Linked DNA regions of Mus musculus: regions 2 and 3 are each linked to region 1. A link is a loop called in an ENCODE intact Hi-C map of the cell type or tissue named here. Cell type or tissue: heart. All regions are shown on one strand. Links, peaks and the distances in the headings refer to the core of each region. The heading gives the core; the rest is flanking DNA.

The links. Peaks named below come from ENCODE experiments on the same cell type or tissue, not always from the same donor. Only the 100,000 strongest peaks of a DNase experiment are listed, where the experiment ranks them.
Region 2: it touches region 1 in a loop (2.7-fold over the local background); 15 of 42 quality-filtered maps call a loop at or near these places.
Region 3: it touches region 1 in a loop (2.9-fold over the local background); 4 of 42 quality-filtered maps call a loop at or near these places.

What each region holds. Positions count from the first base shown.
Region 1 is chr2:148,405,457-148,412,997 of GRCm38, reverse strand. Thbd (thrombomodulin) reads left to right here and starts at 4,810. Exons shown (of 1, transcript NM_009378.3): 1 at 4,810-7,541. The coding sequence starts at 5,052. The coding sequence ends at 6,785. In heart, for the core only: CTCF peaks have their summits at 3,612 and 4,698; DNase peaks (open chromatin) are centred at 3,617, 4,077, 4,707 and 5,497; H3K4me3 peaks cover 2,156 bases; H3K27ac peaks cover 1,984 bases.
Region 2 is chr2:148,532,002-148,539,542 of GRCm38, reverse strand. The region is part of intron 2 of Gm46770 (a long non-coding RNA gene); the gene reads left to right. Among named protein-coding and RNA genes, the nearest start is that of Gm46770, 26 kb to the left of the region's middle. In heart, for the core only: a CTCF peak has its summit at 3,819 (motif pointing right); a DNase peak (open chromatin) is centred at 3,752.
Region 3 is chr2:148,144,797-148,152,337 of GRCm38, reverse strand. Gm24221 (a small nucleolar RNA gene) reads right to left here and starts at 1,195; the gene lies at 876-1,195. In heart, for the core only: a CTCF peak has its summit at 3,680 (motif pointing right); a DNase peak (open chromatin) is centred at 2,737.

The DNA of each region.
Region 1 (7,541 bases), core at 1,101-6,100:
TGCCCAAAGTGGGTGATTGCTGCTTTTAGGCCTTTAAGGGCAAGCTGTGCAATTGCATCAGGATACCAATCTATTATTTTAGCTGGGGATACGTTTGGATGGATCCACAACAATGGCCCATTCTGCCACAAAACTGCAGTTGGCAATTGTGCTGTCTTAAAGACACACAAACTGAAAGGCTGCGAATCCTCAATACGTTGTAATTGTGCATTCTGTAAGGCCTTTTCCACTTTTTGTAAGGCCTGGTTAGCAGCTAGAGTAAGAGTCCTAGGGGAGGAGATATGAGGATCTCCTTCTAAAATACTAAACAAAGGCCTTAATTCAGCAGAAGGAATCTTTAAAAAGGGTCTGAGCCAATTAATATCTCCCAACAGCTTTTGAAAATCATTTAAGGTATGGAGGTGATCTCTTCTTATCTCTACCTTTTGGGGCACAATCTTATCTGGGGACACCACAGAGCCCAAGAATTGTCCTGTATCAGAAATTTGGACCTTTTCTGTGGCTATCTGTAAACCCCACTGACTTAAAGTTTTAAGTAGAAAAGGATATGCCTTTTGTAGCATGGTAAGGTCTTTATGGCACAGGAGGATGTCATCCATGTAAAGGAGCAAAATTAAAGAGGGGAATTGTTCCCTCACTGGCAAAAGAGCTTTTTGCACATAAAGCTGGCACATTGTAGGACTATTGGACATCCCCTGTGGTAAGACCTTCCATTGATACCTCTTATCAGGTTTAGCAGAATAAGCTCTCTGACCCGTTAACAAGTCAAAAGTCCAATCTCTCTGCTCTGGAGTTAAAGCAGCAGCGTTTGCTCGGGCCTGCGCCTGTGCAGCCTCTCGCCACAGAGATCTCCATTCCAAATATTTGCCCATATTAGGGAGAGCGGCTTTTGCAATCATTTGCCAGTCGGCAGGAGTTAGTGCCATGCTGGCAAGCCTGTCTAACTGCACCAAGGTAAAATTAGCATTGATTCCATATTTAATCTGCACATATTCTACCGGAGCGTGGACACGCCCACCCTCGGCTCCTTTAAAGACTGGAAATGCCTGTTGTATTTTCCTTTGTTCCTCTCGGGGAATGAATGAGTCTGCGCACTGCCTTTCTGCGCACTGCTGACGCACTACGGGCTGACGCACTACGCAGGGCGGGGACTCCGCATAGGGCGGGAGTGCACCTGGTAGCCGATTGCCCTGAGGCCAATTAGCAAACTGGCCTTCGCCAGCCGCTTTTGGCTTTTTTCTTGACCAATTAGCTGGCTGGTAATGGGCTGCTTCTTCCTCCCAGTCTGTTTCCTCAGAGGAGGATTCTTCACTTGCTTCAGAGTTACTAAGAGCTGGCTTCCTGAGCTCATCTAGTGACGAGTATCTCCTAGAGACCTCCGCTAATCGATCTTTTTTCTTCTCCCTTTTTCCTCTTTTTCTTCTAATCTCTCTCCAGGTATTCCTACCTAACCTTAACTTTTCCTCGGGTTCAAGACCCTTGGAAAGGCCTGTATACTTACCGTTTCTCCTTGCTCCTACTCTCTCTCCCCGCTTTACTTCTGATAGACTGCCCTGAATTTCCTCTAGAATTTTCAGCCCTATCTTAAGCACTATATAACATGTGAAAAGGAACAAAAGGGCTCCTAACACTAGAAAAAATTCAAGGCCAAACATTTTCCACTTTACTTCTGATAGACTGTCCTGAATTTCCTTAGAAAGTTCAAGATCAGACTTACCTCGTTCCCCAGCTGAAAAGTTCTGAATTCATACAGTTGAATCCTTCTTAACAGTCTGCTTTACGGGAACCTTTATCACCGTCGTTCCCCAGCTGATGAGTTCTGAATTCGGCAGTTGAATCCTTCTCAACAGTCTGTGTTACGGGAACCTTTATCACCGTCGTTCCCCAGCTGATGAGTTCTGAATTCGGCAGTTGAATCCTTCTCAACAGTCTGTGTTACGGGAACCTTTATAAACGTGATCCGCAGTTCTGGTTCTGAAATGAAGTATCCCTCCTGCGCCAGTCCGGAGTTTTTTCTCGTCCCGGATTTTCTCGTCCCGGAATTCGGCACCAATTGTTATTCGACGCGTTCTCACGACCGGCCAGGAAGAACACCACAGACCAGAATCTTCTGCGGCAAAGCTTTATTCTTACATCTTCAGGAAAAGAGAGCAAGAAGCAAGAGAGAGAGAAAACGAAAACCCCGTCCCTCTTAAGGAGCATTCTCCTTCGCCTCGGACGTGTCACTCCCTGATTGGCTGCAGCCCATCGGCCGAGTTGACGTCACGGGGAAGGCAGAGCACAAGTAGTCATAAGATACCCTTGGCACATGCGCAGATTATTTGTTTACCACTTAGAACACAGGATGTCAGCGCCATCTTGTAACGGCGAATGTGGGGGCGGCTCCCAACAATAGTCATTTGGGAAGAGAGAAGCTCAGTTGTAAAAATGCCCCCAGTTGATTGGCCTGTAGGCAAGCCTGTGGTGCACTTTCTTGACTGATGATTGATGTGGACGGGCCCATCTCCTTGTGGGAAGTGCCACTCTTGGGCTGGTTGGTCCTGGGTGATATAAGAAGACAAGCTGAGCAAACCATTGAGAAGCAAGGCAGTAAGCAACATTTCACTCTGGCCTCTGTGTCCGTTCCTGCCCTTAGGTTCACGCCCTGACTCCTCTGGACAATGAACCTTAAGCAGGAAGATGAAACAAACTGCTCTCTCCTCAAGTTGCGTTTGGTCATGGTGTTTTCTCACAGCCACAGAAACCCTAATTAAGGCAGTTGTCGTATTGAAAAGTCCCCACTCAGGAGGGTAACCACCATTTAATTCCATGCTCTCACAGCACTGAATAATCCCACCAGTTCACACTCTGCAGACAGTGCCTCTGGTCCATGCCCTGTTGTCTTCTACCTAGGGGATGCCCCTACTCTGGAACAGTGCCCCTGGAGGTCCCATCCCACATAAGAAAGCTGCCCCCTTCTCTAGAGGCTATCCCCTTGTCCAACCCCTAGTCATTCTTCTCTCTTTCCTAGGACCCAGGCATTGCTATATTTATTCCCATTCCCTCTGGAGTTTTCTTTCCTGGAGAGCTGAGGCAGCTTTGACCCAATAAAGACAACGTCAGTCAAGGGGGTGGTGGACTCTACAGGTCCCAGCTCTGGCTTGACAGAGACAGAGTCCCACATGGGCAAGCAGATGGAGGATGTTCCACCTGCTTCTTTTTACAATTTCAGTGCTTTCATTTCACCCTCTTTTTTTTTTTTTTTTTTTTTTTTTTTTTTTTTTTTTTTTGGTTTTTTTGAGACAGGGTTTCTCTGTATAGCCCTGGCTGTCCTGGAGCTCACTTTGTAGACCAGGCTGGCCTCGAACTCAGAAATCTGCCTGCCTCATTTCACCCTCTTGGCCACGCGTCCCTCTGTGAATGTTTTTCTCCACGTGAGGACACCGCAGCCTTCTGTTCTCATCTAAAGTCCGAGCTGTACTGAACCAGAGAAGCTATTCATTTGTAAGCCATGGGAACTTCGCGAGGCTTCCCACAGACGAATTTCCTAACCTTCAGCTTTGCTCCAGGCAGTCTGAGCTGCTCCGTAGCAGTTGTAGTAAGTAATGCTCTACTGTCCTTGGATTGGTCTAGAGTTCAACAGCACCGCCTCCTGGCAGTGGGGTGGAAGTGACTGCCACGGAGTGCAGGGTCCTCTTGGTGTGTGTGTGTGTGTGTGTGTGTGTGTGTGTGTGTGTGTGTGATGACGCGCACGCTTGGGGAATAGGCAGATGAGAGAGGTGGGGAGGAGGTGGCTAAGCTTTGATTTGAACACAGCCCTCCACATTCTTGGTGAGTGCTTAGCATCTAAAAGTCTTAAGTGACAGATTCCCTTCCTCCCCTCCCAGCTGCCCACAAGACACTCCTCTTCAATGCCCTTTGTGAGCAAACGGATTGTGTAGGCACCTCTATCTTTTGAGACTCTCAAATGACGATGGAAATGATCACGTCAAAAGGAACCAAGTAGGCTCTATTGTAGCTCATACAGTCTCCTTGCAAAGCCCCCTCCCCCCCTCCCCACCCCGGGGCCAGTTTCATTGAGGGGTCTGAGATAGGCTTGGAGGAAAACAAAACAAACCAGAACAAAGGAACGCAACACACCTTCCCCAGAGGATTCTGCAGGAATTGAACTGGGAAAGGGGGCCATGATCTCTGAGCCCAGACAAAACTTGCACGATGTTCTCAAGCAACTAGATAGGGTCTGGCCTTGGAGATGCCTGCTCAGAACAGGAGAGGAATGGAGACTGGAGAAGGGTTTGGGGTTATTAGACCACTCTCTCCTCTTGCTGCCCTAGTATTGTTTCCCCTGGCCTCCTCCAAGGTCATTTGGGACCTAAACCTCCGATTGTCAATGCAGCCAGGCTTCCTGAGTTCCTGCCTTGCATTTAGCTCACCTTTTTCAGAGTCTTGCAAGTCTCAGACACACCTCTACTGGACTTTTCTTTTCCCTGCCCCACCAACCGGACCATCTTCCAAACTTTGGTAGCATCTATGTGGAAGTGTGAGTGTGAGTGTGTGTGTGTTCGCGTCTGAGTGTGTGTACGTGTGTAGAGGTTTAAACACAGGCTACCCGCGGGCTATACCGGAGAGTCTGGGGCAGGAACTGTCGTCTTGCTGACACAGTTCTGTTCTGTGGTGGCGCCTGCAGGCCACGCCCGAGGGCCTCCCAACGCCCAGACAGACTTTTTAACTCATCGCGCAGAGGTGATCCCAGGCTGGAGGGCGGGCGCAAGGCGTCCGGAGAACCCAGTAATCCGAGAACGCAGCATCAGCCCTTCCCACCAGGCACTTCCTTCCTTTTCCCGAACGTGCAAAGAGGGAGGGCCGCGCATTTATAAACTGGAGCTTCAGCGGAGTGGCATGTTAGAGGCTGCCTCGCAGGGACTAGGAGCCTGGGCTAGAAACGTCTAGGTTGTGATAGAGGCTAGCTGCTGTCGCCGCAGGCATACGGAAACCCCTCTGCCTGGACTGGGTGTCTGCACCAGCGCAGGGCTAGCTTTTCTCGGAACTTGCACGGTGCACCCCTGGACAGCATGCTTGGGATTTTCTTTCTGGGTGTGCTGGCTCCAGCTAGCCTGGGGCTCTCCGCACTAGCCAAGCTGCAGCCCACAGGCAGTCAATGCGTGGAGCATGAGTGCTTCGCGCTTTTCCAGGGCCCCGCGACCTTCCTCGATGCCAGCCAGGCCTGCCAGCGCCTGCAAGGACATTTGATGACAGTGCGCTCCTCAGTGGCTGCCGATGTCATCTCCCTTCTGCTGAGCCAGAGCAGTATGGATTTAGGGCCCTGGATCGGTTTACAGCTCCCGCAGGGCTGTGACGACCCGGTGCATCTCGGGCCCCTGCGCGGCTTCCAGTGGGTTACTGGCGATAACCACACCAGTTACAGCAGGTGGGCGCGGCCCAACGACCAGACGGCTCCACTCTGCGGCCCTCTGTGCGTCACGGTCTCGACAGCAACTGAAGCTGCACCCGGCGAGCCGGCCTGGGAAGAGAAGCCATGCGAGACTGAGACCCAGGGTTTCCTCTGTGAGTTTTACTTCACAGCTTCCTGCAGGCCTCTGACGGTGAATACTCGCGATCCTGAGGCTGCCCACATCTCTAGTACCTACAACACCCCGTTCGGGGTCAGTGGTGCGGACTTTCAAACGCTGCCGGTAGGCAGTTCCGCCGCGGTGGAGCCCCTTGGCTTGGAGCTGGTGTGCAGGGCCCCGCCCGGAACTTCAGAGGGACACTGGGCTTGGGAAGCGACAGGAGCCTGGAATTGCAGCGTGGAGAATGGTGGCTGTGAGTACTTGTGCAATAGGAGCACGAATGAACCCAGATGCCTCTGCCCCAGAGACATGGACCTGCAGGCCGATGGACGTTCGTGTGCAAGACCTGTGGTTCAATCGTGCAACGAACTCTGCGAGCATTTTTGTGTCAGCAACGCTGAAGTGCCAGGCTCTTACTCCTGTATGTGTGAGACAGGCTACCAGTTGGCTGCAGACGGACACCGGTGTGAGGACGTGGATGACTGTAAGCAGGGGCCCAATCCATGTCCCCAGCTCTGTGTTAACACCAAGGGCGGCTTCGAATGCTTCTGCTATGATGGCTATGAGTTGGTGGATGGAGAGTGCGTGGAGCTTCTGGATCCGTGTTTCGGATCTAACTGCGAGTTTCAGTGCCAGCCAGTGAGCCCCACCGACTACCGATGCATCTGCGCTCCAGGCTTCGCACCCAAGCCGGATGAACCGCACAAGTGCGAAATGTTCTGCAATGAAACTTCGTGCCCAGCAGACTGTGACCCTAACTCTCCTACTGTTTGTGAATGCCCTGAAGGCTTCATCCTGGACGAGGGTTCCGTATGCACGGACATTGATGAGTGCAGTCAAGGCGAATGCTTCACCAGTGAATGTCGAAACTTCCCTGGCTCCTATGAGTGTATCTGCGGGCCTGACACAGCCCTTGCTGGTCAGATTAGCAAAGACTGTGACCCCATCCCTGTTAGGGAAGACACCAAGGAAGAGGAGGGCTCTGGGGAGCCTCCAGTCAGCCCTACGCCAGGCTCTCCGACAGGTCCCCCTTCTGCAAGGCCAGTGCACTCTGGCGTGCTCATTGGCATCTCCATTGCCAGCCTGTCCCTGGTGGTGGCGCTTTTGGCGCTTCTCTGTCACCTGCGCAAGAAGCAGGGCGCTGCTCGTGCAGAGCTGGAGTACAAGTGCGCATCTTCCGCCAAGGAGGTAGTGCTGCAGCACGTCAGGACTGATCGGACGCTGCAGAAGTTCTGAGGGATTTGCTCCAGAGACCCAGGTGGCCTTTGTCTTTCCGGGCTCTGTACCTCTCCTCTCCTCTCTCTCTCTCCAGCCTCCCAGCTGTGTTCTCTGGCAACTTAAAAGCACCCTGGCTGGTATAATAACCAGAGAAGAGCCCATCCTCTCAGGACAAGCGAGGGTAGGGAGGACTTGAAGCAGGACAGCCCAGTTTCTTCCAAGTAGATACTGGACAACTGGGCGGAGGTGGCAAATACAGCGGAGATCCCAGAGTACCCCAGTCCCTCACCTCACCTCCTAGTGCTGCTGATCTGTAGGCTTGAAGGCAAACCTTGACCCCATGGGCTGGAGATGACCCAGATATTTATTTTTTTTAAAGTATTTAGTATTTTCTTCCCTCCAGTTTTCTTCTGCTTGTAAGTCTCCAGCCCCCCACAGCTTTCTCAGTCCCTCCATTCCCCCCCTCCTGTCATTCTCCTCCCCAAACCTGATCATAACTTTGCCCTTACCGTTGTTTCCAAACTCTTATGTGAAACAGAAAAGAAACACTAAAAGCAGAAAACGTTCTTTTTCACTGGCTTTGGGTATTTAGTCAGAAATTTCAGGTAACCAAAGCAAAAGAATTTTAACAAAAGCTAAAATATTTCAGCTGAACACTAACTAGTCAATAGTGCTGGAATGTCACAGAAAATAAACTTAAGGAAGTAGGGTTTTTTTTTTTTTTGAAATCTTTGTTTTTGAAAGGGTGAGCCTGGGTTTTATGATTGTTGCTGT
Region 2 (7,541 bases), core at 1,188-6,187, 130 kb before region 1:
CACACTTTAGTCTTCGTTCTTCTTGAGTTTCATGCGTTTAGCAAATTGTATCTTATATCTTGTGTATCCTAAGTTTCTGGGCTAATAACCACTTATCTATCAGTGAGTACATATTGTGGGAGTTCCTTTGTGATTGGGTTACTTCACTTAGGATGATGCCCTCCAGGTCCATCCATTTGCCTAGGAATTTCATAAATTCATTCTTTTTAATAGCTGAGTAGTACTCCATTGTGTAAATGTACCACATTTTCTGTATCCATTCCTCTGTTGAGGGGCATCTGGGTTCTTTCCAGCTTCTGGCTATTATAAATAAGGCTGCTATGAATATAGTGGAGCATGTGTCCTTCTTACCAGTTGGGACATCTTCTGGATATATGCCCAGGAGAGGTATTGCGGGATCCTCCAGTAGTACCATGTCCAATTTTCTGAGGAACCGCCAGACTGATTTCCAGAGTGGTTGTATAAGCTTGCAATCCCACCAACAATGGGGGAGTGTTCCCCTTTCTCCACATCCTTGCCAGCATCTGCTGTCACCTGAGTTTTTGATCTTAGCCATTCTGACTGGTGTGAGGTGGAATGTCAGGGTTGTTTTGATTTGCATTTCCCTGATGATTAAGGATGTTGAACATTTTTTCAGGTGCTTCTCTGCCATTCGGTATTGCTTCTTTTTAAATGGTGTTTTGAAATGAGTGGCTGAACCTGGCTTGAAGCACAGGCTGTGATCTCTGAGACTGAGAAAGGTAGGAGGTATGGGAATGTTCCCTGTGGGCTACTGACCCCCTACCAGCAGCACTGTTACCAATAGCCCCTATCATCCTGATGGGACAAGCCCAGTCACAACCCTAAAAAGCACCTCCCACCCCCCTTTTTTGGTAAAGGTCCGTTTGAATTTGTTCCAATGAAAAATTTTGTCTATCTTTCTCTATCTTCTCTCCCTGATCCTGCCTCCATCTCCTTCTCTTTGACACTTGCTGAAAAAACTTAAAATCTTTCCTTTTTGAAGCTGAATATTTTAGTGGGTGAGAGATACAGAGCCCAGGAATAGAAGTACAGAAGGGAAGGGAAAAGGAAATAAGAAGAGAGGAGCACAGGAGGGGACAGATGGAAACTCAACTAGGCCAGCCTCTTGATAGAAGAGGGGACGCCAAACCACATCCCCACAATGTGGCTGGCAGGATGGATCATGAAATAATATTTGTCCATCAGATATCTCAGGAATGTGTATGCATTTTCTCACAGTGAATGGAGGTTTTTTTTTTTTTTCTCCTGGAAAACATCCTAAATGAATAGAGCTGGCAGAGGCAGAGAGCAGTGGAAAACAGGGCCCCAGTAGCACTGCCCGTAATTCCTACTAGCAGGGAGGGGCCCTCTCTCCCATGTTAGAATGATCTTAGCAAAGGGAGTGTTTCTGCAAGGTAAATGCATCTCTTCACTGATGACAGGCCACCATCAGCTTGTTCCCACCATTTCTGTGCCCACACTGGTGTGACAGTGATAGGTAGCTTGATACTTCACCTAAGCCCAGCCATGGTCCCAGCTCTCGTCCCAGGATGAATGCTGAAAGAGGGTGGGTTAGGATTTTTTTTTCTCTTCTAGCCTGGTGTGAATTAAAAAAGAAACAAGAAAACAATAAATTATCTGTAATTCTGAGGTCCCCAGCTTAACCTTTGTTTTGTTTTGCCTGTGAAGACTCCTGTCCCTTTAGCCAAGACTCTCTGAGGGGACCACTCAGGCTGAAGGTGCCACCCAGCCCAGCTCAGAAGGGCTTTGAAGAGGCCATAGTTCTTTATATGCACCCAGGGTTTCACATTTATTTCTACGGTTCAACAAATATATATACACATGTGTACATACATGTTATATATACATACACAGAGACTAAGACACAAAGACAACAGTAAAACACTAAAATTGGGAATCCAGCTAAAGAGCGTGGAAAAGTTTATTGTACCTCCTGGCTACTTTGCCGTAGCTTTGTCGTTTTAAACACAGGGACACAGATTTCAATAATCACATAAAGCTAACTTACTCTGTTTACAAATAGAAACACTGGCAAGGAAGTGATGATTCAGGGCAATGGAATTCTGGGAAGGATAAGCTTATGAGGGAGAACTTCACAGGAGTATCTGATACCGCAAGTATCTTCACTCTACTATGGATGTTGGTTTTTCCTGTGCTCACACCACCAGGGTGAGCTTTCCAGCACTGCCTCGGCTAGCTCACCCAATGTCAAAGCAGGCAAGGGCAGGGCCAGCTCTCCCATGCTCACTCCTTCCTAGGTGGGCTTACCCACACCCATGCCACCAGGGTTAGCTCTACCATGTTGCCCAGGCAAGGTGCAGGACCCCTCTCTCCAGAGTGTTGCAGGGTGAGGGGCAAGGGCGAGTCTCCCATTCTCGTGACCAAGGGGCCAGGTCTCCCCCACTGTAAGTGACAAAGGAGGCTGTAGTTCTTAAGCCTCTGTTATATCAGAAGAATCTGAGTTAAATTCAGGCATCCAGGAATTAGAAGCAAGGTCCTTTATAAAGCTTTCCAGGTGATGTGGTATATAGGAGCCCGAGATGCTGCCTTTGCAGTAAAAAGTGACAGTTGCCAGTAAGGCATCATTGCTAGGATATGGTCTCTCAGGCTCTGTTCTCATTGCTCCCCACTGCCCTACCCCAGGTTGTGAGTGAGGCTTCCTCTTTGCTCTTTCTGCTGTCCATTGCCAGCCTTCTGTGACCCTCTTACTTCATCTCCACACAAGAGGAAGGGAAATCTTTGCAAAGGCATATAGCAAGAGCTAGCTATGTTCCTTCTTCTGTTGAATCAAGAGTGACCTCATGTACTTGGTCCTGTCCTTGGCCATCTCTCCAGTCTATCTGGCCCTTGGTATCCAGATGTTTCACAGTGACTCATTTTTGGTCTGTGGGGCTGTTCGTCTGCAGATGTGCGTTAGCTTAATTGTGTCTGCCATCCATTATGCTGCAAGCCCAGGGTTGTATGAGGTTTCAACCCTGACCTCATCAGAGCTGCAAACCTGACGCAGCTTTTCCGATGATGCTTCTGGGGCTCCCATTAAGACTTCCTGTCAAAAGTTGGGCGGTGGTGGCGCATGCCTTTAATCCCAGCACTTGGGAGGCAGAGGCAGGTGGATTTCTTAGTTTGAGGACAACCTGGTCTACAAAGTGAGTTCCAGGACAGCCAGGGCTATACATAGAAACCCTGTCTCGAAAAAACAAACAAACAAAAACAAAAAACAAACAAACAAAAACAAAAAACAAACAAACAAACAAAACCTTTCTGTCAAACCTGTGGCTTTGCCTTTCAATGTCTTCCTTGCCACCCAGCCACTGAATCTCTCTTTTGAAAACTGCCCAATGCATTTGTGAACCTAATTGAATGGATTAAAGAAGGCTCTGGCTGGGCAATACTGTTTTAAAAAAAGGTCAGTTGTGGTCACAGGGATCAAAGTACTTTTCCTTAGAGGCTTGTGAATGGACGCAAAGGCAATTTCAAAGTTGAAGAGTCCACGTGGGCCTCTGGGTCCTTTCGCAGCACATGGGCTTGCTGCATAGAAAATGCAGGCTGCTTGGCAAGCACCACCACTGTGAGCCAAGCACTCACAGACTTCCCTTCATGATGCCTGGATGCAGATTCTCTGCCTGAGTCAGCTGACTCCCAAACTGAGTCCTGCAAGTGGAGGCTGCCTCCTATCTCTCAGACAACTCTTTGCATAACACAAGAGTGTGGTCATTGGGGGAATGAATCCCTGGAGGGAGGAAATGTGCAGAAGAATCTCATTTTTACATACTGGCTTCCAGGTTTGAGCAAGACTCTGCCAGCAGAGGGCATGGTTGGCTTCTTTGCTGCCCAGACCTTCTCTCCAGGCTGTTTAAGATGCCCTGTTCGGAACTAAGATGGGTTAGATGTCCCTAAGGACAGTGCAGATTATGGCTTCCTTTCTAAAGACTTCTTAAAGCCAGGGTGGAAGTGGCGATATTCCTCGGTCAGCAGCCTCCCATCTCCCTCTCTGTAGCTATGTGTGCCATAAATCCAGGTCCTGCCCAAGCTAGGTTCCCATCTTGATGTCTACAGGAGGATAATGGCAGCCAACCACATTTTGAGGTTCAAAGTTCCTTCACTAACCTCTCTACTGTTCATGTCTGTGACAGTAGGACAGCAGACCACTGCCCATGTTTGTGACAGCAGCACCGCAGGCCACTGTCCATGTCTTGAGAGCACTCTTGTGAGGGCAGAATAACCTGCTGCTATGTGATTCCTTGAACACTTAGAACTCAGGGTACCAGATCTTAAGGCCCATCTGGGATGCATGGCACTGCCAGGTGGTGGGCAGACCTCTGCATAGCATTGCTGGGCTTCCTATATATAACAAATAGAATCTACGGCCATGATTCTAGGGGGCTGAGGTGTTGCTTCCAGGGACTCCCCCTCTTGAATGTGGAAAACCGGGACATAGATATCTGATGAACACATGTGGGTTCTTTGTCCCTTTGGCTTTGAGAAACCCTGGCCTAAACTATAGCACTACCACTGCTGTTTTTTGACACACGCCGCCAGCTTTGCCCATGCTTGGAGTCCTCTTTAAACCATATCATGTTATCAATACTGTGTGATACTGTTCTACCAGCAGATCAAGGGTATAGACAGGGATTCTATGCCTACAGGGCTCATATCCTGGGCTTATAGAATACTCAACATGTTATTTACAGGACTTCTGTTCTGTACTAGCCCAGTGGAGGGACCCCAGGATAATGTGCTGTAGTATTGATTTGGAGTGACTCCAAAGGCCAGGTCTCACAATGGTGCTTCTGGAAGGTGGTGGAATCTTTAGTAGATGGAGCCTAGTGAATGGTCTTCTGGATTCAGGAAGCATAACATTGAAGGGGATCATGGGACCTCACTCTATCTCTTTCATTTTCTACCATGATACAAGCATCTTTGTTATTCTCATCCATATTCTCCTTCCACAAAGCAATGGTACTGACTGATCATGGGCTGAAATCTTCCAAGCGGGTACAAACAAACCTTTTCTTTTCATACACTGAATATCTCAGTTATTTGTTATAGTAACAGAAAGCTGACCAACACAAACAGTGAACCAAATAAATGCCAAGGTGGAGTTACAGGTATACTAATTTTACTAGGGTCAATACCTATAAGAGTACCATTAGGGAGGGAGCCAAGACAGCTAGAGTGCTGCCATCTCCCTCTGAGGATTAGAAAGCCAGTGGCATATATGTTAGTTTCTTGGACCCATACACATGTGCTGGCATTGCTCAAGCACACTGAAATTGAGTAGTCACTTTGAATACTTTCTTTGAGCTCCCTGTGGTGTGCACAGAATGGAAGTTTTGGTTGTGGAGTGATGGAAAGGCACCATAGTAGCACTAGAGGTTCTGAAGAAGCTGACACATGGCAAAACCTCTTCTATGAAGGTTCACAGACAAAGACCCTACCACATCCATCAGACAACCTGAGGTCTGGGAGAAACATGAGAATCATTAGCCCAGGAGAATTTCAGAGATGGTACTCACCCCAGGAAAATAAGTGTCTTTGAGAATAGGACTCTGCCTGTGTGTTGTGTTGCCCTGGCTGGAATACATCACCATGGAATTTTCTATGAAGAAGTCTATACTACTTGAAAGGAGAAGTACTATGACAGCCCGATTTGCATGAAAATAAGTTTTCTAGGTTTCTTGCCTTGCTTTTTGTGCCCTCACCCAATGTCTTCTATAGAACTTTGAAGATTGCAGCTCAGCCTCATCTCTTGCTTACTCCTGAGAAGTTTAGTGTTAGCCAGTTAGGATGGGGATGCAGAAGCCATTGAGTGGGTAAAGAAAAGACTGTGGGTGAAAGGCAGGGAGAAAAAGAGAGTCTTGCCTCTTGGATCCTTTTTGCCTACAAGAATCCTTTTTTGTTTTGATTATCTTTTCTTCTCCTCCTTGCCTTCTTCTTCCTCCTCTTCCTCTTTCTATTATTATTATCATCATTACTATTATTACAAGCATCTGAGTGTGTGTGTGTGTGTGTGTGTGTGTGTGTGTGTTTACTGAGGACAACTTTGTACTTACCGATCCTCTCCTTTTACCTTCACATGGGTCCTGGGGTTTGAACTTGGACAGTCCAGCTTGCACAATAGTTAATTTTGTCCACTGAGCCACATCACCACCTCTGTTTCAGGAAGAGTTCAGGTCACACACAAAAAAGGCTGGACAATATACAGCCTGTAAATTGCCCACAGAGCACAGACAGGGTTAAGAAGGAAATACCAAAAGGCCAGATGTGTCACTTTTTGTCATCTCAAGTGAGAGACTACAGAGTTAAAGGACAGGAAAATACATCTGGAGACTCTTAGTTCAGTGTTGCTGTGGTCTGGAATGCAGTCTAATCTCAGGCATGGGAGTGAAACCTGCAATTAACCTTTCAGACTTGTGCTTTGGAACTGCACTTCTCTGACTGACTGTGCTGGACCACACAGAGCTCCAGGTTAAATGTTGATACTTTACATCTATTCAACGTGTGGAATCACATCTCAGAGGGGCTGCCAGTGCCCTGTGTCTGATTTCTAAAACACACACACACACACACACACACACACACACACACACACACACGAAAATCTCAGTAGTGTATTTTGAAGAGAACAGCCAGGAGTATCCATCATGTCATGCTAATGCATGCATTCATCCAGGAAGCCCTCCTGTCCATCTCATAGGCTGATTCAAGTTCAGTTTTATTTCATTTCTTTCCTTCTCATTGGCAAAGGTATTACCTTCAAAAGGTGTCCTGCCCAGGCTAGGAGAAATGTCTTTTCTTTGATGGAAATTTCCCAGTGAGCTCTGCTGCAGAAAGAAGTGGTAACAACAGGAACTCTATCATCTACTTGAGAAGGGCCTCAGAGCATCTAGCCCTATCCAATCAAAGCTGAGGACTGGGGAGGCCACCTCCTCCTGGGGATACATCCTAATGCTCACTAGGGTTGGTAGACTCCCTGGGATTTGTGGAGAGAACTACAGCTCAGCCATTGTGAACTGAGCCTTGATGAAAAACCCAGGGTCAAGATGTGTGCAGATCCTAGGCTTGCATTTTGTGTCCTGTGCAATGGCCAACAATGTCTCCTGTAAATTGCTCTTACAATACAGTTTTGGGGGTGACTCTCTCCTTTTGTCCCCAGTCAGGACTGGTTGCCTACCCCACCTCTAGCTTGCGCTTCCCCTGATTTAGGAGTGGAGTGACCTTCTGAACAGTCCCCTTCAGGGAGCTTGTGTTCCCTCCACCCTGCCAGCACTTCCTCTGCATTTCCCTTCTCCAAACAAGGCGTTGCCCCCTTCCTGTTTCCCTGTCACTAATGACTGCGACCCAGGGAAGGGAAATGTCGCACTAAGCCCCTTCCTTTGTCCTTACCTTCAGATTTTGGTTTAGGACTAAAGCCTGAGCACAGCAGGGATAAAGGATGGGTGCATCTACCCAGCCTCCTCTTCTGATGCTTCCTGTCTGAAGATCCAGTCATATGGGGGGGGGGACCCCAGTCTTTAAGC
Region 3 (7,541 bases), core at 1,188-6,187, 260 kb after region 1:
GGAAAGTTGGGAAAGCCATTCCGTTGTGTCTTTATTTATTCTTTCAGAAATATTTATTGAGCACTCATGGAATACTAGACAGAATGTCCAGCACTATCAATAAAAATAATGAAAAAGGCCAACAATAGAGCAGAAAGTGTGTTTCTGCGTTTAAATATGTGTGTATTTATGTAAATGTGGGAGGTGCACACATGTTATCTGCTGAGCAGAATCCCAGAACAAGCTGGAAGTTGACACCCACAAAGCCTGGTGGCCTCAGTGCAGCCAGGTCTTCCTCGTTTTCTCAGAGCATTCTGCAGGGAGTGAGTCCCTCTGGGACCTCATCTCATGACACTCCGGAAGATACAATCATCATCCTCCCTGCTAAGTGTCAGCATCGTCAAACAAGAGCTGCAGGAACTTTCACTGATGACCAAGTCTGTGAGGGCGACAATGAAACTAAACAAACTGTTCCCACTAGAAATGCAAATCTCCCAGATTCTGCCTCTCAGAGTCCATTCAATTCAAAGGAAAAAGATCTCACAACTGGATGTAGGCAGCTGTAGACCAGCTAAACTTACAGAACTTATAGGGCAGAAATGGCCTTAGAGTAAAATGGCTTGCTTCCCATTGAGGGTGATTTGGGGAATGAGTTTTTCTTCAAGAACAGCAGATGGATGGGACACAGAAAACAAAGGTCTGTCAGCCACATATACAGAGAGCAGAGAGGCAAGCTGTTTAAATGGACCAGTGCTTTTGCCTCCAGATGTGGCAAGCTTTGCCTCAAAGGCTACAATTTGATTGTGTGCAGATTTGAGTCTAACAGTTCCAGACCTATTGTTTTATATGTTAACTGAAAAACTTAATCCAAATGTGTGCAATCTATTTTTTCTTGCAGCCATGAGACCAAATATGCACACTTCATCTGTCAGTGGCTATGACACAGCCAAGTCCTTTGAGACCAGTGACCCTGGTAACTTGAGTATGGCCTGTTTCGACTTCCATTCCAATTTACAACTTCTCCATGGCAACTGAGGAATCACCTCAATTGAGTGAGATGGTTCCTAGTAGGAAAATGTTTGCTGGTCTGCACATAACTTGCAGTAGATGCACATAGCTCTGTCCCTACCAAGATTTACAGACCTGGTAAGGTAATTCTCTTATTTGGCTTGTAATACAAATTTTGTAAAACACTAATTTTGATTCTGCTTTTAGTTTTTCCCAAAATGGAAATGTCTAAGCTAAGTTTATTTTTGGTTATAAAACTAATACATGCATACATTGTTCCTGTCAAAGTCTGAACACTTGATGGAGCTAAATTCTCTACTGAAAACAAACCCAGTTCCTGCTGTCTCCTCAATCAGGAAAAATATTCCTTTCCAAACTTTTGCTACATTCTCATTCCAAACACTTGATACATGCTAAACCCACAAACTCACCTGGACCCGTTCCTTTGCTTTTGTCTATATGTGAAAATTGAGTTTCCACCTAACGTTTGCAGCATCAAATTAAAGGTCTTTACAAAGAGCTGAGGTGTCTGCTATGGTTTTAGTGCTTATTGCATCCCAAACCCATGTTGAACTTTAGTTTCTTTGTCTGAGTACTAAGAAATGAGACCTTAAGAGGTGACTCAGACATCAAATCTGTGCTCCCGTGAATGAAATTGGTACCATCTTTGCCTCTTTGTCCTTTGCCCTCTACCATGTGAAGATGAAAGATCTGTCACTTGGGGGGTGGGGGCGAGGCATTCAACATTCCAGACAGAAGTGGAATTAATAAATCAGCTAGCGCCTAATGTGATGCCCTATTGGGTATCATCCCTCTCACAAGATGGTCCTGCCTTCAGAGACCTCTGTCTTGAGCCTCCAGAGAGGAGCGCTGCTTCTGGCCCATGGGAGTGTCTTGTAAGGGTTTGTAGAAAAATAAGGAAAAGCTAAGTAAGCAATGATTAGACTAATCTAGGCAAAGGAAAAACTTTAACATAGTTTCCCTACATACTTCTTTGACTAGAAAAATATAAGGTAGAATAAAGTCTGTAAATACACCCCAAACAGCATAAAGTAAAATTTATCTGGCCCAGTAGGCCATAAGATGCTTTAGTGAATTATGTGAATGGATATTTCTAAAATCTACTTCATGAAAGTTCAAGTGTCTTGTGGTCTTTAGGCATAATTGCTTATCCTCTGTCAACATGAAGCTCACAACATTCAGTGCTTTCAACAGGCCAGCAACTCACTCTAGGCATCCCTAGACAAACCTTGCCTCTTCACTTGAGAGATGATCACTGGTCTAAGGAAGCAGAAAATATGGCCGCAATGAGCTCTTGGAACTGAGTGCTGTATATTCCAGGAGTGAAGCATCCCTGGCAAAGAAAATCCTGCATGCAGAAGGACCTGGCTCATGTCCACCTGTTACACAACCTGGAAAGATGAACAGCATCACATGTTTACAGAGCTCCTTCCCTAAGCCAAGCATGAACGTATATGGCTGAGACTCATTCTGCAGCACTCTGGTCTGGGTTCCAGCACACCAACTCTCATCTCCTCCCAAGATGGACTATTCCATGATGGCTCATGGATATGACTACAGATCTGCATGAGAATGAGGGTAGGCCAAGTTGAAGCTTGCATTGTCCTGAATAACAGTGGCCACAATGACCTGGTAGCTTGGGACTGTCCCCTTCTGAACCTTTCCAGGCTACTCCCTAGCCATCCCTCCCCCATCATTCCTGGGAGTGGACAACTTCCCTAGTTCTGAATGTCTTTTCCTTCCGCTTGGGACACCTCACTTTTCCTTCAGGAAAGGCAAGTTCCCCCAGGCAGGATGTTCCCCACCCAGCAAAGCAAGTCCTTGAGAAGCCTCAACACTGATGGCAGCTTCAGACTCACAGGACTATTACAGTGGGTGCATAAGAATGGGCCTCATCAGAGTGATAATATAATAAAGTCACAGAAGCAACCATTCTCAATTTGTACAGCAAAAGCTATTTTAGAGACACATAGAGAGTTCCCTAATCATGTAAAACACACCAAATAAACTAGGGTTGTTTTGCATTCTGCCTTCCAATGTTCTTCACAATAGCTACTCTATCCACAATTTCACATACTCTGGTTTGCACTCTTTTTCTTGGCATCCACAGATGCACGACTTCACAGAAACCTTCCAATTATCTTAAAGATTCCATCCTTTCTTCTACATTGCTATGTCTTTTTTCCCCTTGGTAGTGCTGGGCACAGAACCCATAGCCTAGCACATATAGGCAAATGATCTATTCCTTACCATACACATTCCCTCTATGGAATTTCTGTTTTTATTACATTTTCCCTATTCTTGTTCTTCCCAGGGATTAGGCCTCCTCTGAAGAGGCCCCATGCATGATCCCACCCTTTCTAAATTCTCCAAGGACATTCATTATCTTGCAACTGCCTTATGTTTAATTTATGTTCTTTAATTTTTCAACTGTGTGGTCCTAACTAATGCATCTGGTTCTCTGAGAATGATATGTTCTCAATACAGGGAAAAACATTTATACACACAAGAACACTCAGGAAGATAGCCCAACCTAATAAACAAAAAATAAATATGCAAAGTAAAATAAACAGAAAAGAAGTGTGGCCAGTGAGCACATAAAAAAAAAAAAAAAACACATCCCCCATCACTAGATGGCAGAGTGAGGTCAGTCAGGTCTACTGCAACCAGAAGGAGTCAGTGTAAATGAGCTCATATTCAATTTGTGCAAAGGAGAAATCTGCTTGCAATAGAGAAAATAAGGAGAGAGGAAGGAGGAGAATGGAGAACAGGCTGCAGGGGACTCAGATAAGTGAGATGTAGCTAAGAGTCAGCAGCTGTGACTAAGCCTGCAGTATCTACCAGCAGCCTGTCACCAGGGCTAAGATTCTGGCTTCCCTGGTTACTGGGACTGCAGATGGAGCTCTACACTCAGGGAAGGCTGGCTCAAGCAGGACACCATCTTGGCAGTCCATGTGCTCTAGAGAGGGTGGAATTGGGAAACATGGCTAAGCTGTTAGAAATAGTGTTTGTTCAAGTCCTTACAGGTCACAGTAGAGGCCTAGTAAGGGCTTGGGCAAAGAAATAATCTGTCACCATATAAAACCAACCATTTCTGGTGAGATGGCTCAGCAGTCAAGAGTACAAAGGATACCTCTCCTGGGCATATACCCAGAAGATGTTCCAACTTGTAATAAGGACGCATGCTCTACTATGTTCATAGCAGCCTTATTTATAATAGCCAGAAGCTGGAAAGAACCCAAATGTCCCTCAACAGAGGAATAGATACAGAAAATGTGGTACATTCTCACAATGGAGTACTACTCAGCTATTAAAAACAATGAATTTATGAAATTCTTAGGTGAATAGATGGATCTGGAGGCAATCATCCTGAGTGAGGTAACCCAATCACAAAAGAACTCACATGATATGCACTGACTGATAAGTGGATATTAGCCCAGAAACTTAGAATACCCAAGATACAATTTGCAAAGCACATGAAACTCAAGAAGAAGGAAGACAAAAGTGTGGATACTTTGTTCCTCCTTAGAATGGGGAACAAAATATCCATGGAAGGAGTTACAGAGACAAAGTTTGGAGATGAGACAGAAGGAAGAACCATCCAGAGACTGCCCCACCTGGGGATGCATCTCATAAACAGCCACCAAACTCAGACACTATTGCATATGTCAGCAAGATTTTGCTGGCAGGACCCTGATATAGCTATATCTTGTGAGGCTTTGCCAGTGCCTGGCAAATACCCTGGAGGGCATCATCCTGAGTGAGGTAACCCAATCACAAAAGAACTCACATGATATGTACTCACTGATAAGTGGATATTAGCCCAGAAACTTAGAATACTCAAGATACAAGATACTATGTGCAAAACACATGAAACTCAAGAAGAAGGAAGACAAAAGTGTGGACACTTTGCCCCTTCTTAGAACTGGGATCAAAACACCCATGGAAGGAGTTACAGAGACAAAGTTTGGAGATGAGATGAAAGGATGGACCATCTAGAGACTGTCATACCCACGGATCCATCCCATAATCAGCCTCCAAATGCTGACACCATTGCATACACTAGCAAGATTTTGCTGAAAGGACCCTGATATAGCTTTCTCTTGTAAGGCTATGCCAGGGCCTAGCAAACATAGAAGTGGATGCTCACAGTCAGCTATTGGACGGATCACAGGGCCCCCAATGGAGGAGCTAGAGAAAGTACCCAAGGAGCTAAAGGGGTCTGCAACCCTATAGGTGGAACAACAATATGAACTAACCAGTACCCCCTCCCCCCCGGAGCTCGTGTCTCTAGTTGCATATGTAGTAGAAGATGGCCTAGTTGGCCATCATTGGAAAGAGAGGCCCCTTGGTCTTGCAAACTTTATATGCCTCAGTACAGGGGAATGCCAGGGCCAAGAAGTGGGAGTGGGAGGGTAGGGGAGTTATGGGGGCAGGGTATGGGGGATACTTTTGGGATAGCATTGGAAATGTAAATGAAAAAAATACCTAATAAATTAAAAAAGAAATGTAAATGAAGAAAATATCTAATAAAAATTGTTTTTGAAAATAAATAAATAAATAAATAAATAAATAAATAAATAAATAACACAGAGGCCCTGAGTTCTGTTCTCAGCACCCACATCCAGCATCCCTAAGGGATCTGATTTCCTCTTCTAGACTCCAAGCCTACCCTACACTCAGGTGCACAAATCCATACATAAGACACATACATGTATACACAATTTTTAAAAATAAGATAAATCTTTAAAAATAACCTTAAAATGAAAGAAAGATAGCATACACAAGTATTTCTCACCTAATATAACCAAAACAATGGTGTTACAGATTTTGTGTTGTTCAGCTACTGGAATATTCAGACATGCATTATGTGACATCCACGGGATGGGACTCAAGTCAAAAGACAGAACTCACTCCTGCTTCCGACGCATCTGTCCACGTGGCTTGGAGGGAGTTTTATGCTATTTTCGCATAATAAGCTCTACAATACTTTGCTCAGCATTTAGCACATGAAAAAGTGCTGTGGTGTGGTGTTCCCCATTGGTGTGTCACAGTTGTCTTCAGAGAGATTTGAGATCTGCAGCTCCACCCGTGTCCAGTATTTTTAAGGGCCTGGGATAACTGGAACTCCCACTTTGAAAACTGCAAGGAGGGTTTCTAAAGGCTAGAATGTACAGGTAGTCTATTAAGCTATTTCAGAAAAGAGGGTTCAGTTGTAAAACACAAGGACAAAATGACCAGTAGCAGAGCTGAGAATAACAGCCCATACAAAAGCAATCTATATCATATGAATGGCAGAAGAGTTTATAATTCACCAGGGGATTACTGAAAATAAAATGTCAATCACACCAACACAAATGAGTCTCACAGACAAGACACATACACCAAAAAACACCTGATGAGAACTCCCAGGAACAGGTAAAAATGCCTGTTAAGAGGAGCCCGGCTGTGGAGGGGTGGGCTGACTGCAGAAGCAGCAGGAGCCAGAAATGTCCCTGGTTGATGATAGACTCAGAGGTCAACATGTAACACATTGTTAATTAGCACAATCAAAATCAGTGCACAGTACAGCTGGCAACTGTAACCTTGGAATGAAGGGAGAGTGTGACTTGCCCACTAGGAACATTACACACAGCTTGTTTTGAGCCTGTTTTTCAAACAAAATACCTTTTGAAGGCATTTGTGACACCATAAAGTCAGAGGAATGCTCACTGGATATGATATAAGGTGCTTAACACATTACCATAAACTCCCGTATCACAGGAGTGTGTGCTTATGTTCTTACCAATCAGAATACAGGCTGGAGGACAAAATGTTGTATGAAGTTTACTTCAAATTTACCCCCAGTGGCTGAGAGACACTGAAGGCACAGGTCACTCTCCATCAGTGATAGCTACATGAGAGTGCATTTTCACTTTTGTCCTAAGTTTTCCATAATAGATGATCTTCTACTTTTATCCTTACTATCTAATATAATGAAAATATTATATGAGCACAGAATTTAGAAAATAATATCTAGAACAATGCCTGTGTGCACTGAGTTCAGATCCCCCCTCCTAACTAATTCCCCTGTAATGATATTTTTTTAATTAAACTTAGTTAGCTTTTGGAAAAGCCAGAAGGAAAAAACAAGACTTGGGATAAAGTTCTATTTTAAGGCAGAGCCTGTCTTGCTTCATCTTGTGAGGAACTCAGCAATATGAGCATATGAAACAATGCCAGGTTATCCCACCCCTGCCCTTCCTCCTCCTGACCCAGCCCATAGGATCATCCCACAGGGACAAGAGAAAATAGACTGATATCCCTTCCCTGAAGGAAGATAGTTGCTAGCCTAGCACATCCCTGAGCTGGTTGGAAGCTTCCCTCCTGGGGCTGGAACTAAGGAAATCTTCCTCCTGCCAACGCCCTGGAATTGTTATGGATGGACCTTATTAGCTCATCTTAACCTCCACCCAGGCTCCCTCTTTAAAAAAAAAAAAAGAAGCCCAAGGATACTATTAACACCATCCATGGCATCACCTCTCTGTGACTGT